Regions from separate parts of the Homo sapiens genome. Here region 1 is linked to region 2. Evidence: chromatin loops called from intact Hi-C (ENCODE). Cell type or tissue: dorsolateral prefrontal cortex. All regions are shown on one strand.

Region 1 (8,000 bases), 120 kb before region 2:
GACTTCAATGTTCAGTGGACTGGTTTTCAAAAGCTGACCATGAAAATCAGTCTCATGACTTTAGCCAGGTCTTGTCAATTACTTTTAGTAATATATTCTTGGGCTATAATTTTGAAGACCAGCAAGCCCTTCCTCCAAACTAATCCTTGACTGTGATTTCCCTCAGCTAACCACCAAATTGCTGTCAAATAGTTGTGGATTTTTGCTTGCATTTCTCAAGGCACCAGAGGCTCAACACTTCTCGAGACAATCACATATCTTTGGCCCTCCCTAATTATCAGAAAGAGCTTTTTAAAATTCAGCTGAAATGTGTTTAACTTTGTACCCTTAACCCACTGGCTGCATTTGACACCAAGAGAAATTTATTTCCTTAGTATACAGATCATTTCATAGCAGAAATGGTTACTGTAATTAATTGCCTTAGAAGTTGTTCAATCTTTTATATTAGGATTTTGTTCAGTGAAAACTAAATTTAGATAGTTTATCAGATGACAACAGATGCTGTTCTTGAATGTGGAGCTGTAATACTGCACAAGGAAATCAAGCCCGATTCCATAGCATCTATATTCTGATGGAGACACACCAATATACATTTAAAATTTTATTATTAAACCAGAAAACTGCAGAAAGATTTAGGTACCATGGAAAAAGTAAACCAGGTTGATGAGCTAGAATTTCTAAAAGAAGAAAGCATTCCAATCTATCTGAGCTGGATCTACTGGATCTACCTGAATACCTAAATTTCATGGGGTTCTCAAAAGCTGGTCTACAGAAACACACAGGAATAATCCAGGAGTATAATCATTCTCACTGAACCTAGCTCAGATCAAAAGAAATTCATCTTTTCAACTAGAAGTTCCTACAGAAAAAAATTTGAGGGTAGAGTCTAGAAATCTTATACTTTTTCCAAAATTGTTCAGAAGATTCTGACATGGAATTGTTTTCTTTCTGGTATTTTTCAAAAGAGTGTCACTTAATAATAAATAGCAATGAGAGAGTCCCCAGTGCCTTCCAGCCAAAGACCACTAGGAACACACCTGTTGTTGAACAAATTGGGTTTATTACTCATTGCAGTGAGGGACAACACACACCATAAGGAAAACCATAGGGCATCTCAGAAAGAAGTCATGAGAAAGGACTTATCAGAGAATGTGACCTTATATTAGCTTATTTTGGGGAACGTTTAAGGAAATAAGGCTCTACCCTGGATTAAATACTATCAGAAAATGGGAGTAAATCTTATCTAGAACAAAGACAGACCAGGGAAATGCAAAAAATGTGGTGAATAAAGAAACAGAGTCACTCTTATTAGCCAGGATAGGGGGATGTTTGGTCTTTTTTGTGGTCTGGACAATGTTGATAGTTTTGCTATGTACACACATGACCAGAGTTGTGTTTGTGTGTTTGTGTTGTTTTGTCTTGATCCATCATGGCCACTGAACAGCCTTGTCTGGTGCGCGTGTTCTGAAAAATTACATTGAAGCAGGAGAATGCTAAGGCTGGGCTGATAGTGCCAACCAGCCACTGGGCATCTGGGGTGGCTTTTCTCTTTGTCAAGACTGTCGGACTAGGAATCAGAAGACATGAATTATTTCCCAACTCATTCTTATTCTGTGATAACATGATTTGGGGCAAATCATTTGATCTTTCTGAACCTCAGTTTCTGCATCTATAACATTGGACTATCACTGCCTACTGTATCTATCTATGTTATAGAAAGTTTGAAAGAATCAAATGACATTGTGTTTATAAAAAGAAATCTATGGGTGGTAAAGTGCTGTGAGTGTAGGAAACCACTCCTGTGGACATCACCACTCTTGTGGATGTCGCCATTCTACTGCAATGGGACAACACGTGGAAAAGAATGCATGATGAGTACTTATTAGTGCACTCTCCTTACTCACATAATCACATCTATTAAGCAGACCTCATCCCTTGCCAGTGTGTCCACACCAGCCCTCCAACACAAAGAAGGACATTGGAAAGGCTCCCTAATGAGTAGGAGATTGAAACAGCAGAGATAGGACAGCACTTCCAAGCATGATGGAACCCGGAAGTCATCTTATCTGACCACTTTGATGCTGCAGATGAGGAGAACAAATGGGGGCAAGGCGGAGGGCTCTCGCAAGGTTAGAGACAATGGCAGGTCTCAGTCTGGAATGGAGCTCTGAGAATTATTCCACAGAAGGAAAGGGGCATTTATTTGTCTAGGAAGGAGAAGGGAGCTGGGGCCAGCACATCTGGAAGAGCCAGGAAATAAGATCTGTGAGGAGAAGGAGAAATAGAAAACTGGAGACAAGGGCCAGAAGGAAATCTTGAAAGAGCTGAGATGTCCAATGAGGGATTTGGCTTCAGTTTTTCTGCAAAGGCTAAGATGTAGCTATCTTCTTGATGGCATCAAAACCTTGAATAAAATCTATATTATATTGTCAGTGCTTTAGGGTTATTACTTTATTTTTGTGAGGAGGGAGATTGAGAATGGGAAGGTAATGAAGTACTAACGAATGAATGAATGACCTCAGGATGGGCACAGGGCGAGCAGTTTGCCCATTTTTGTTCCATTCATATAAAAAAGCAGTTGTATAACTTGGGGACACACATGCTTGGACTTCTCTGTGGACCTGGGCAATATCATCATCCTGGTCCCTGAGGAGTTAAGGACACCTTCCTGTGTTACTTTGAATTCATGAACAGCTGTGAGACATACAGAAGCATATACTAAAGGACTATAGCAGTATAGAAAGTATGCTTCAGCAATCAGAGAACACAAAGTACAATTAAGCTATCTTGCTTTTCAGGGCTTCACAGAACATAAAGTGGAATTCACCAAGAGCCACAACCCTTTGGGTATCTGAAGCTCAGTAATTGGTAGTTTTAGCCAAAACCCCACAGAGCAACTGCTGGCTCAGTGGTGCAGATGGCTTGTCCTTTGTTGATTTCACCTGAGGCTGCAAAATTCCCTGGACATGGCTGGAATCCTTAAAAATGACTCTAGAGAAAAATGCAAATGGAGCTGGAGACAGCTCAGGAGGTCACATGTTGAACTCATTGTTCCTCTCTGGGAAGAAAAAAACCACTATTCCTAATGTGAAACTAATCTTGAATTAATCCCCCTCTGTGTAGTCTATGTGTGGAGTGCCTCCTTAATTAATCTCCTAAACAGGGAGGAGAACTGGAGCCCCATCAAAATGCATCAACAGTCTCCATGAGTCTGGGAGGTGCAAAGGCCTGGTGGCCTTCAAGCCTAATTTCTCTTCCCAACTCTCTTAACACTAGAACCCTTCCCCACTCCCTCATGATGCTGTCCAAAGCATCTCCACTGCTTTCCTCCATGTAGGTGGGAGGGTTCCCCATTCAGACCCACTACTGAGATACTAAATCAGCAGCCTGCCTTATGGTCAAATAGGCATTCGTGATCTAATTTGAGAACTTAACTATCATGTGAAGTATTGTTTCCTGTGAAAAGACTTCCTGGACATCTAACATTAGAATTTCTAATGGGTTTTTGAGACATTCTTTAGGTAAACAGAATTCTTTATTCCTCAGGATAGCCTTTGTAGACCTCATTGCTTAGAAGACAGGAGTGATTTGTTTTCCAACAAGTACAGCACCCAGCACAACAGGCATTAGAAGGTATTGTCTGCTGGGATGGCTGGGTGCTTTTCCACTGTGTGCATTAATGTAATGTAAAAGGAGAGTATTGAAGGAAAACTTTTAAGGGTGTATTGTTGCATGTGTGTATGTGTGTGTGTGTGTTTAGAATGATGTTTTAAACATATCTAATGTCTTCTCTAGAATTCATCATAGGGAGACAGAAAACAAATACCAAATACCACTGGAGGGATAGAGTCAAGAATAGTGACACAGGAGGAGGGAGAAGGAGGAAGAAACAAGGGAAGAGAGGAAGAAGAAGAGAGACGAGAAGAGAGAAGGGGAAGGAAAGGGATAAAGGGGTGGTAGGAGAGAGGGGAAGGAATAGGGAGAGAAGCACTGAAGGGGAGGGGAAAAGGGGTGTCAGAAGGGTAGGGAGAGAAGGGAGAGGAAGAGTGGGGGGAAAAAAAGAGACTGACTCACTCTTTTGCTGAATAATAGTCATTTGGGCAGTTCCAGATTTATCAAAACAAAATCTCAAATAAACCAAATCTCCCACTACAAATAAATGGGAAATGATCAACAGGCTAAATAAGTTCCTTTTGAATGTGAAAATCTGGGAGCTGGAGGTTGGATTTATTACCCTCCTGGAGGCAATTTTCACACACGCTGCTTAAATCATTGCTTACTGAAGCTGTTTATTTAATTATTTAGCATTGTGACTGTGGGCCAGATGTTATATAAGCAAGGTGGAAGATCCAGTCACACGCTGAAACAACATGTTTATGGATTATGGGCTCTGCCGGGCAGCAGTTCCTTCAATCCCTGAGTTTCTTGATTGGCAGATGGTCCAAGTCACCCACTGGCTATGAATCTCTAGACATCTACATGCAGCACTCCAGGGGAAGAGTGGGAGTGAGGCTCCCTCCCCAGGAGTGAAGACTATGGTCACAAAGGTACCTGTTTCCCCATGGCTTATTAGTGGGTTCCAGATATTTTATTCACAATAACAGTAATGTTTCGAGGCATTTGGGTAACTGGCTTCTCAAAATGTCCATCCGTATACTTTACTTTTAGCCCTGAAGCCAAACAAATGGCATTTTCTGTCTGTAAGTATAACAATGCCATTCATACATACATTCCTTTTCCCTTCCACTGTGGGGGTGCATAATGCCTCCCTGTTCACTGCTTACAGAGTGGGCATTGATTGTGCTGCTCAACACGTTACCAAATCACGAGGTCCATGTTTATCATTATAATCATTATTGTGAATAACCAGTCCTTGTTTAGATTTCAGGAATTTGTAGTTTAAAACACAGTGGGTGCTTTCCACAGCCGTTAGGCACAGATCTGCTGTATTAAAAGAAATTACACACAAACATATTCAGTAAAGATACATCCACATCCTGCAATTGAGTTAGGTTCAAAGTCAGCACGTACAGCAAATATGGCATGGGTTCAAACTATAGTTAAAAATCCCTTTCACAGCCCATAAAGTATGGTCCCTGGCTTTATAGATACTGCATTCTTCTCTCAACCAATCCAACACAGCCTGTTTTTCCTCCAGCATTGGAGCAAGAAGCTTTTCTTTGGCTGAGCACCTGATGAAGCAGCTGGTTTATATTTAGGGGCCATGTTCTATGAAAATCTGCTTAGAAAAATTTTTTTTCTTACCCCACTAAGTAGGTATCATTAGATTTCATAAGTTTAATATGTGTACGGATGGGATTCTACCCTCTAGTAGAATCATGGAACACATGCTACATTCTCTTTCTCAACAATGTGTTAGCACACTTTATTTTCAGGTTCATATGGTGTTTCCTTTGACCATTAATTCTGTATTCTGAGTGCCTCGCATGGGCTAGGCACTGTTAAGTTCTCCCTTTTCTTACCTGTTATAAGCTGAGTTAGCACTTTAGTCTGGTCATTGAGAATGTTCACTGTAACATTTCTGGCAGACTTGAAGTACAGGGCATTACCCTGCAATAAGAAAATAAGAGAAAGACATGAAAATGATAGATTTCTAAACAAAAAGAACTGTCATTACAACTCTCCAAGGGGCTGAAATGGCTTTAGCCAAGTTCCAATCAATGTGTCTTTACTCAAAAACTCCAAATGTTTAAAGATCCCTATGTACATGATAATTAACTAGCATCTATCTAAAACAGATTTCTTCCAAAGAAATGCACACACACACACACACACACACACACACACACACAATATAGATTCCCCCAGAACACACACACATTATTATGGTTGAATCAGAGAAAATTAAGACACAAAGCCCATTAGATCTTACTGAAAATATTAGTCTTGGTATACAGAATGATCAGAAATGAATGATAATCTCCTAATGTCATCCTTTCTTCAAAAGACCCATGCAGAGTCCTTATAGAAGAGCAGGAAGGTTCTGTAAAATACCCAAGATCTGCCCCTCGGGCATACCCACCAACTATAAGAATCCTTTGTAGAGATGTTTGCAATGCATGTATACAAAACCCAGGAGATCTGATGTCCCCAAGTATGCTTCTGCCTCCGTTTTCTTCCTTTTCTTGTCTCCAGATTCCTTTTCCTCTAGGCCGTCTGTGCCTGTATCTACTCTGCCCTTTATCTAAAGGGCTCCCCAACTTTTTCACACAGTGGTACACATTTCTGGGCATGACTCAGAATAGGGCTTGGCACACTTTTTATTGAAAGTCTTGAGACTGAATATTTCAGGCTTCATGGGATGTATGTCCCTGTTGTAACTACTCAACTCTGCTGTTTTGGTGTAAAACTTGCCTTAGGCCATATGTAAACAAAGAGGGTATGACTGTATTTCATTAAATATTATTCATGGAAAATGACATCTAAATTTCATAAAATTTTAATTTTATATTTAAAATTTAATATAATCTGAATATGACATGAGATATTCTTTTTGTGTTTTGTCTCCCCCTCCCACCACTTAAAAACATGAAAACCATTCTTAGATCACTGGTGATACAAGAAGAGGCAGAGGGTTGAATGTAGCTCAAAGGCCACTGCGTGCTAACACTTGGTTTAGAAGTTGTCATTTTCTTAGAGGAAACTAAAGCCATAAATTAAAGGATGAATCTCTGACACAGAACATGGAAAAAGGAATCTGGTAGCCATTCCTGGCTTTTGGAACCTTTGTCACTATCTGGTATATTACTGCCTGAAAATTCAATAATAGCTCAATGCTTTGAGCCCCAAATACATAAAAATCATTGTCCTACAAGTTGTGAGCAAGCAGAAGACAGGCAAAGTTCAGTCTTTACCTTCTAAGTCTTATATTCTAATGGAGACCAGGAGATGGTCACAAATATGCTAGCCAGAGAATAGCAAGAGTGATTTCGGAGCTATGAGATGTTTGGGGGACTTCCCTGAAGGGTGAGATTATTCTCAGTTTGGGGCTGTGGAGCAGGAAGCAAAGAAGAATTCCTGAAGGAATGAACACTTGGGCTAAGCCTTGAAAAGAATAGACACAATTTTATCAAGTTGAAATGAAAAAAGAAAGTCATAGAGGTAAGAAAATTGTGGGCTGTCTAATGTCTTTTTCCTTCTAAAACTGGTGGGGATGCAGACTGGATTGGCCAGCCCAGTCCAGTCACCTGCACATGGCAGAATGGCAGCCAACACCCATCCCCAGGTGGCTTTCAAAAGTGGAGGAAAGGGGAGGGAATATGATATCACTTCAATCAAGATTTATGCTCTCCTGGTATGAAAGGTGCAGATTTTCATATTTGTATTTGATAGCAACCATATCATCACAGCCTGTTTTGATGTGATGTGGCTGACAGAAGTTACTTACCTTAATAATCCTACAGTGTAGTATATTTTCCTTGCTCTCTGAAGAGCTAACAATCTGATCTGGGAATTCAGATAAATAGTGAAAACCACGAGACAGCACACAACAACTCCCACATTCAGGAAGGGCTTTGAACTCTTAGCGTGGCTGGAATCCTGAGGGGAGACTTGCCAGAGGAAAACTTGGCTTATTTTCACCTTTCCTCCTAACAAAAGGGCAGGCTGGTCACAGCAGCACTGTTTCTATCTAACACTAACTTAGGTAACAAGTGAGACTGACCTTGTAAAGTAAAGGTTCAGAGTGTGAGCTCTGGAGGCAAACAATTTAGGCTTTATAACAACTCCACTTCTATGGTAATTGTATGGCCTTGGGTAAATCATTTCTCTTTTAGTTTCTGTTTAGTTTCTGCATCTGTGAAATGAAGTTAAAGGCTACATAATGATGTTGAAAAAAAGACCCCCCAAAATAAAGAAAAATATGTGTAAAGTACCTGAAATGACTCTAGAACCACTTTAAAACTATAAACAAACAAACAAAAGCTACATGAGGAGAGCTCCTTAGAGAAATGGCTGGCACAAGAAATCCTCAACAGGAG
Region 2 (8,000 bases):
TTAAAACAAAATTCAGAAGAAGTGCCTATGACCTTGACATCACTTTTTTTTTTTTTTTTTTTGCTCAAATACTTTTAAGCTGTGTTGTCTATAAAAAACCAGGATGATTCTATTGTTGCCATCAAGGCAACAGCTCATGAGAGATGCCTGCAAAGTCCCTCATGAGACAGAAAGTCTCCTTAATAGAGGCCAAGTGCAGAGAACACTGCTACCAGCTACAAGTGTACTTAGCCAAGGAATACTTCCCTTTCCTTTTATATCTTCTGTCTAGAATAATTGAAATGAGATTGTTTGTGACTCAAATTGGTCAGATGACTCCTCATTATCTAAGAGTGGCCAGAAAAGTCATGGGGCCTGTCCTATGTTTATCCAAAGATGAGAAAAATGCTGAGTATAAGGAGTGGGTTCTATGGGTTATATTGTACTTGGAAGAATAACCTCACTGTCTGGTTGCATCTTGTGAGTCTCACTTGCTCAATGTACCGGATCTCCCAAAGTATTATATAAAAACATACATATCTAAACAAATACCATATTTTGTTGGTACCATTCTACTCAATGGGGCTCGACAATACTAAAGGATTCCTTAAACATAACAACAGAACATAGAAAGCACTGACTCTGAAATGCTCTTTCAAACTGCTTTTCAGTTCATTTAGCACTGACAACTGTATGGGTTTTCCTTTTTTTTTTTTTTTCTTTTTCTCTTGAAATTCACTGAATTAACGCTCTGTCTAAAATTGCTGTTGCTTGCAGTTCAAGGATATTGTGAGTTCCAACAAAGCTGCTTCTAGGCTCATAAAATATCTTTCTCTAAAGAAGAAATCCCTGCTGAGATCACAGCGCTAAGATCTATTTCAAGACAAACCTGTGACTTAGATGGGTAATATCAGCCAGACTGGAGGTGTATTTTTCAAGTGCAAGGATTTAGTTTACCTATCAGACACCTGATTAGGATTCCCAGAGTCATTGTTATAACTGAAGCAGCCTGGATGGGTTCCTCCCTCAGGTGACAATTTTCCTCTACAATGATCTTGCTGAAGAGGTTTGGGATTTACCATTCACTGTGTTCCAATTCCCTTGTGTGCAACATTTAGCTACGGAAGCATTATACTATGCCCTATTTTCTTGAAGGCATTTTTTCTTTTCTCCAGTTTCAGATATAATTCTTCTATGCCCTGATTTCACAATTTATTTCAAATGCTTCGCTTTAAAAGTCTTAAATTTTAAGTCTGTTATGGCCATGTTTAAAAAGAATGACTGTACTAGAATTTGGTCTTTCTAGCTGTTACAGGTAAAAAATAAAGATTATGGAATCTTTTATTTCTTTTAATTCACTCCCTCTCAGCTCCTCTGTCAAATTAATTCTGCTTCCACTTCGGCCGCTCTCACTTATGCACAGTCAGCTCCTTTCTGGAATGTCCTCTTTTCTCACTACTTTGTGGATTTTACTAATTTTTTCAGAGATTAACTGAAAACTCACTGTTTTACTTGGTTAAAAAGTAGACCCCCAGAACTGCACTGGAGGTTGCTGACAGGCCTGCAGGATCCCCACAAATCTCCATGCTATTCTCCTATACCCCCAGAAACAGCCATGTAGGGGACTACTTAGATGTTGTCCAGTTCTTGGCTTGGCTTAATGATAAGTTACATGGGAACCTAGGCTAGCCAAGCCTGCTCAGCATTAGTCATGAGGAAGAGGTCACAGCTGACTGTTACCCTCAGCCACGGCAAGTCAAAACAAAGCAGACAATTGCCTCCCTCCCTGATTTCTCACTCTGCAGCCCTGGGAAGCTTAACCTTCAAGCTCCAATGCACCCTGCTGCAAGGAATGTGCTGCCTGTCCTCCACATCTTTATTTTTCTCCTTTTCTTTCTGCCTTCCCTAGGTTTGGTCTCCTTCCCCTCCAAGTGCTTCATAGCTCCTCTTTTGGGACCCTGTCCTGATCCTCTAGTATTCTAATAGAATTCCTTGTAATGTGCTGAGTTGGGGGGCCTGAAACCATCAAAGAAATATACACTTCGGAAGAACTCTCCAGGAATTGTTTGCAGCTGTTGGTTTGTCTGGGGGTGTTTACTTGGTTAGCGGCAGGCTTGCTAGAAGTATTGGCTGGAAGTGTTGGCTTCGGGGAGAAAATAGGAATTACAAAGTATCTTGTCTCCTCCTTCCTATCTTTTGGCTAGACTGAGGTTCTCTTGGAGACAGGGGCTAAAGGAACAAAATGATAGAACCAGTCAGCAAAGATTTCTAAATAAGAGATGCACTGTGCTGTGGTCTATTTACAAAAAGGGACAGAATTGCAGATACTTTTTCTCTTCTGCATGAATCTCAGCTGGACTCTGACCTCCCCAACACCAGCAGCTTGGAAGGACCCATAGTCTGAACTGTCACTATGACAGAGCAGGGACAGTTGCAAATGGGTTTGTGGGGAGGGGAAGCCAGCTCAGGTAAGAAAGATTAGTCAGGGATAATGGTGGCTGCAGCTGAAAGACTGATTTGTGGGCACATGGGAGAGACCCTGTAATGGATAAAAAATAATGAATGGGTATCTTGGAGAATGGCTAACTTACAGTTATTAAAGCAGGGATAGTTTGTGCCAACATACTGTTGGTATAAAAGGGTAGAAGGGGACTTATTGAATAGTCAGAGGCTGGTGGAGCCTGGCATATTTTGCAGGTTAATGGTGCAGAAGAATAATGGCTAATAGCTATTATTTACTTAATGCTTATTATATGCCAGTCACTACATTAAAATCTTTCTCTACATGCATTAGCTCATTTAGTCTTTACAACAACCCTATGGAATTAGCATCATTATTATTGCCATTCTGTAGTCTGAAGACCAAGGCTTATAGCAGTTTATTTAATTTCCAAGGTCCAAGAACTAGGAAGTGCTGAACCACTGAGATCCAATGCACGTATATCAAGTTAATCCCATCCTAATATCATGGCAAAATAGGCCAAACTAACTCTGGCACTCACTGGGCATCCATCCTTCCTTATATCCTGGGTTATGTGGTTCTTTTTCTACCTGTTTCCCCAATTATCCTTTTAAGAATTCCAAATTAGAGCAGGCACATCTCTAGATTGGTTTCTGCTTCAATGGGGACCAAAATTAAATCTGTTTTCCTTTCAAACCCAGCTGGCTGCCTCTTTCTGTGACCAGCTGGAGCATCTCCAATCTCACTAAAGAGAGCTGTCGGCAAGCTTGGAGTGGCCCATGTTCAGGGCTCCCTGCCCTGCTGCTGGCAGATGCTTTGTCAAAGAAATGAGACAAGCTGCTATAGAAGCGCTAAGGAGTCAGTACAAGCTACCTACAGGAAAGGAGCGTCAGCAGCCAGGCCTCAGGTCCCAGGCCAGGAAGGGTACGCATAAGTGCATAGCACAGCCTAGAGTGCCTGGGTGAGATCCTGACACACGGTGCTTGCACAAGGCTGAATCACTCTGAGGAGTATCTGGGTTCATTAAATTCCAAAAAGACTATCCTACAGTTTTTCCATCTTTCACTATTGATATTTTGGGCTTGATAGTTCTTTTTCATGGGGACTGTCCTGTGGGTGTTTAGCAGCATCTCTGGCCTCTACCCAAAAATGCCAGCCATGCCAACCCCTACCCATGTTGGGATAAACAAAAACATCTATAGACAGGCCAAGTGTCTTGTGGGAGACAAAGTGCTCTCCCTCCCCCACTGGAGAAAATGAAGGGGCTGGGGAAAATTATCTTTTAATTTAGGATCCTTTCCTGAAATGCTATCTAACAGTGTCCAGAAAAAAAAAAAAACCCACACACAAAAAAACAGCTACAGTTGAAAACTGGTATCAAAGGTATTAAAATTCATCTAATTTATTTATCGGATAGGTTACTTCTTGACACATACAGCACTCAAGCCTTGTGGATATGATTCAAATACAATATAGATCATTTTTTCTCAAAAGGTGGTCAGTGGATTATCACTTCGATTGCTCCTTAAAACAGATTCCGTGGATCAATGCCAAATCGAATGAATCACCATATCCCCAGGGTGAAGCCTGAAATTCTGCATTTTAATAAAGTCCTTGGGTAATTCTTTTGTATATTAAAGTTTGAGAGCCACTGATACAGATGACACTCCCAAGGAGTTTACAATCTCTTTCAAAGAAAACAATTTATAAAAAACACACAGTAGTCCCCTCGTCTATGGTTCTTCTTTCTGTGGTTTCAGTTACCCACAGTCAATTGCAGTCCAAAAAGATTACATAGAAAATAACAGAAGTAAACAATTCATATGTTGTAAATTGTGTGCCATTCTGAGAAGCATGATGAAATTTCACAATGTCCCTCTCTATCCTGCATGAATCATCCCTTTGTCAGTGTATCCGCAGGCAATGCTGTTTGGTAAGTTAGGTGTATTGAATGCATTTTTAATTTATAATATTTGCAACGTATGATAGTTTTGTTGGGAGGTATCTCCATGGAAACTTGAGGAGCATCTGTATAGGGTTCAGTACTATCTGTGGTTTCAGGCATCTACTGGTGGCCTTGGAACTTATCTCCTGTGGATGAGATGGGAACATTGTATATCATTAAGTACAGGTGGTAAGTATTGCACAGTTGGTAAAATAAGAGGCAAACGGCTGAAATAGTCACTCAATTCTTTCGTGAGACTGGAGATGAAAATTCCTAGTTGTAATTATTCAATGTAGGCATTGGATAAATTAAGTACATTATGTTAGATAACATTTGAATTCTACCAGCTATTTTTTTTACTGTAGGCAAATTTATATACAGTGAAATACATAGATTATAACATTTTGATAAACATACACACTCATGAAACCACCATTTCAACTAATATTGTCACTTTCCAAAGTCTCCTCCTATCTCTTTTAGTCAATTCTTAATCCCATAGACAAACATTTCTCTTTTATCACATAGATTAGTTTTATCTGTACTTGAAATTCATATAAATTGAATCACACAGTATGTATTCTTTGGTGTCTTGTTTCTTTCACTCAGCATAGCATTTTAAAAAATTTATTTGTATCATGGCTGGGCATGGTGGCTTACTCCTGTAATCCCATCCAAGCACTTTGGGAGGCAGAAGCAGGCAGATCACCTGAGGTCAGGAGTTCGAGACCAGCCTGGTCAACATGGTGAAACCCCATTTCTGCTAAAAATACAAAAATTAGCCGGGTGTGGTGGCTCATGCCTGTAATCTCAGCTACTTGGGAGTCCAAGGCACAAGAATCGCTTGAACGTAGGAGGCAGAGGTTGCAGTAAGCTGAGATCATGCCACTGCACTCCAGACTGGGTTACAGAGTGAGACTCGGCCTCGAAAAGAAAAAAAAATTATCTGTGTCATTGTATATATTAGTTCTTTATTTTTTATTGGTGAGTAGGAATATACCAAAATGTATCCATTCTTCTGTTGATGAATATTTATTTCTATTTTTTCAGCTATTATGAAAAAGCTGCTGTAAATGCTCTTTTGAAAGCCCTTTTTGGATATATGTTTTCATTTCTTTTAGCTGCTGGGTCATAAGATCGGTATACATTTGGCTTTTTAAGAAAATTCCAAACAATTCTCCAACGTAGTTACGCTTTTTTACAGTCTCAGCAACAAGGTATGAGAGTTTCAGTTACTTCATATCCTCAACACTTGGTTTAGTCAATCTTTCCATTTTAGCTGTTCTAGTGTATGGAAAATTACCTAGTTGGTGTTTTAATTTGAATAACCCTAATGAGTAATGATGTTGAGGACATTTTCATGTGCTTAATTGGCCATTCATAAATCTTCTTTTGTGCAGTGTTTAAGTCTTTTGCCCTTTTAAAAATCACTGTCTTTTATTCTTGATTATACAAATCATTTATACATTATTGATATAAATTCGTTGTGTATGTATATTTTTTCTCTAAGTCTTTTGTGCCCTTTCATTTTCTTAATGGTGTCTTTTGATGAGAAGTTTTTATTTTGAGAAAGTCTAACTAATTTTTTTATGTTTAGTGCTTTTTTATGTCCTAAGAAATATTTGACTCTCAAACTTATAAAGATAATCTCTTTATGTTTTCTTCTAGCAGTTTAATAGTTTTAGCTTTTATATTTTAGTATATGAACTATTTCAGATTAATTTTTTGTATAGTGTAAGGTAGAGGTTGAAGTTCTTTTAAAATAAATTTCTTTTTCCTACACATTTGTAAAAATGCCTTATTTCCTCAAATCGAATGACCTTAGCACTCTCATAGAAAAATCAATTGACGGTATGTGTGTTGACTGTATATGTATGAGTCAATTTCTGGACTTTATATTTTGTCCTATTATTCAATTTATTAGTTCTTTTGCCAACATCATACCTATCTTAATTCTTTAGATTTGTACTAAATCTGGTAGTGTAAGTTCTTCAACATTTTTCTTTTTAAAAAATTATTTTGGCTATCTTAGTCCTCTGCATTTTTACATAAATTTCAGAAATAGTGTGTCATTTTCTTAAGCCTGTTTGGCACTGATCATGACGGCATTAACACTATAGATGAATGTGATGAGAAGTATCTTAAAAATATGGAATTTTCTGCTCAATGACTATGGTATACCTCTTTATTTAATTATGTCTTTTAATAGTTCTCTCCTAGAGAATAGTCTCTTCTCCATTCCATGTAAATCCTGCTGTATTTGTCTATTGTAATAATACTACCTATAGCCTAGCAATGGGTGAGAAGTCACCCAGCTAATGCTGCCTAGTTAAATCCCTTTATTCAAAATTTAAATTTGAACAGATGAATCCTTCAGATTCAACATCAAAAAAAAAGAAGGCTTAGGGATTTTGATTGAGCTCCCTAGAGGTGACCTAGCTTTTATACTTCTGTATACTTTAGTCATTAAGGTTTTCCTTCAGTTTAGTAAGTTACGCAGTACGTTTCCAAATATTTATTTAAGGAAACTGTTGCTTACAACCAAAAATCAGTAATGCAACATTTATCATTATTAGAGATGAACACAATTTGAGTAAAATTAGTCCTTATTATGATTGCTTTTGAGATCCTCTGTATTTGCTCATGTTCAAATGTTTTGTTACAGTACAAACTTGTATTAGCAAAAAAAGTCTTTTTGAGAAAAATTTGGAGCAAAAGAAATGATAGAAAAAAATTCTCAGTAAACTATCGCAAGGACAAAAAACCAAACACCACATGTTCTCACTCATAGGTGGGAATTGAACAATGAGAACACATGGACACAGGAAGGGGAACATCACACTCTGGGGACTGTGGTGGGGTGGGGGTAGGGGGGAGGGATAGCATTAGGAGATATAACTAATGCTAAATGACGAGTTAGTGGGTGCAGCACACCGGCATGGCACATGTATACATATGTAACTAAACTGCACATTGTGCACATCTACCCTAAAACTTAAAGTATAAAAAAAAAACTCAAAACATCAGCAACTTCATGAATTATGTAACAATCATTCATATTTAGACAAATAGCATATGGAATAATTCTTCTATTTTAATATCTTCTCACGTAATATCCCAGAAGTAAGCTGAGAAGCTAACGGTGAATATACAAGTATTTTTATATATAAATGTATCTTTCCTCTCATGTTCTCAAGAAATAAATGAATTTGAAGAAAGCTTGTTTACATCCAGAAAAAGGCTGTTTTACCATACAAGTGAACTTATTTTCCCAAGGCCCTTAGCAACCTAGCCTGGCATGGAAACATTGAATATAATGTATACATATTTCTCAGTAGAAGCTGATTACTGCAGAAACTGTGCCCCTTTCTATAATCAGCATATTTTCTAAGTTTATTAAACCAGTGTGAACTTTGGAGACTTGAGAACTAGCAGCATGAGAGGCCTCAGCTTAACTTGGCCCATGTTTACGCATCTCTGAATGTGTTATTTGACAGATCTGTCCCTCATAGCATTTCTTCTCATAGCTGAGTCAAACCAAGTATTCATTACCAATAGCAGAGAACAATAGTACTTTCATTCCCAATCAAATCGATGGCGAGCTGTCATCTTACA

Evidence for each region. A loop is a pair of places that touch in the nucleus more often than their neighbours do. Peaks named below come from ENCODE experiments on the same cell type or tissue, not always from the same donor. Only the 100,000 strongest peaks of a DNase experiment are listed, where the experiment ranks them.
Region 1: it touches region 2 in a loop (3.0-fold over the local background); 9 of 110 quality-filtered maps call a loop at or near these places.

What each region holds. Positions count from the first base shown.
Region 1 is chr5:156,586,802-156,594,801 of GRCh38, reverse strand. It overlaps SGCD (sarcoglycan delta), which reads right to left. Exons shown (of 9, transcript NM_000337.6): 5 at 5,484-5,571. Among named protein-coding and RNA genes, the nearest start is that of PPP1R2B, 260 kb to the left of the region's middle. In dorsolateral prefrontal cortex, no CTCF peak of the experiment used is centred here; DNase peaks (open chromatin) are centred at 4,465 and 4,781; H3K4me3 peaks cover 1,070 bases; H3K27ac peaks cover 5,188 bases.
Region 2 is chr5:156,469,748-156,477,747 of GRCh38, reverse strand. All of the region lies in intron 3 of SGCD (sarcoglycan delta), which reads right to left. Among named protein-coding and RNA genes, the nearest start is that of SGCD, 150 kb to the right of the region's middle. In dorsolateral prefrontal cortex, no CTCF peak of the experiment used is centred here; a DNase peak (open chromatin) is centred at 3,247; H3K4me3 peaks cover 955 bases; H3K27ac peaks cover 3,479 bases.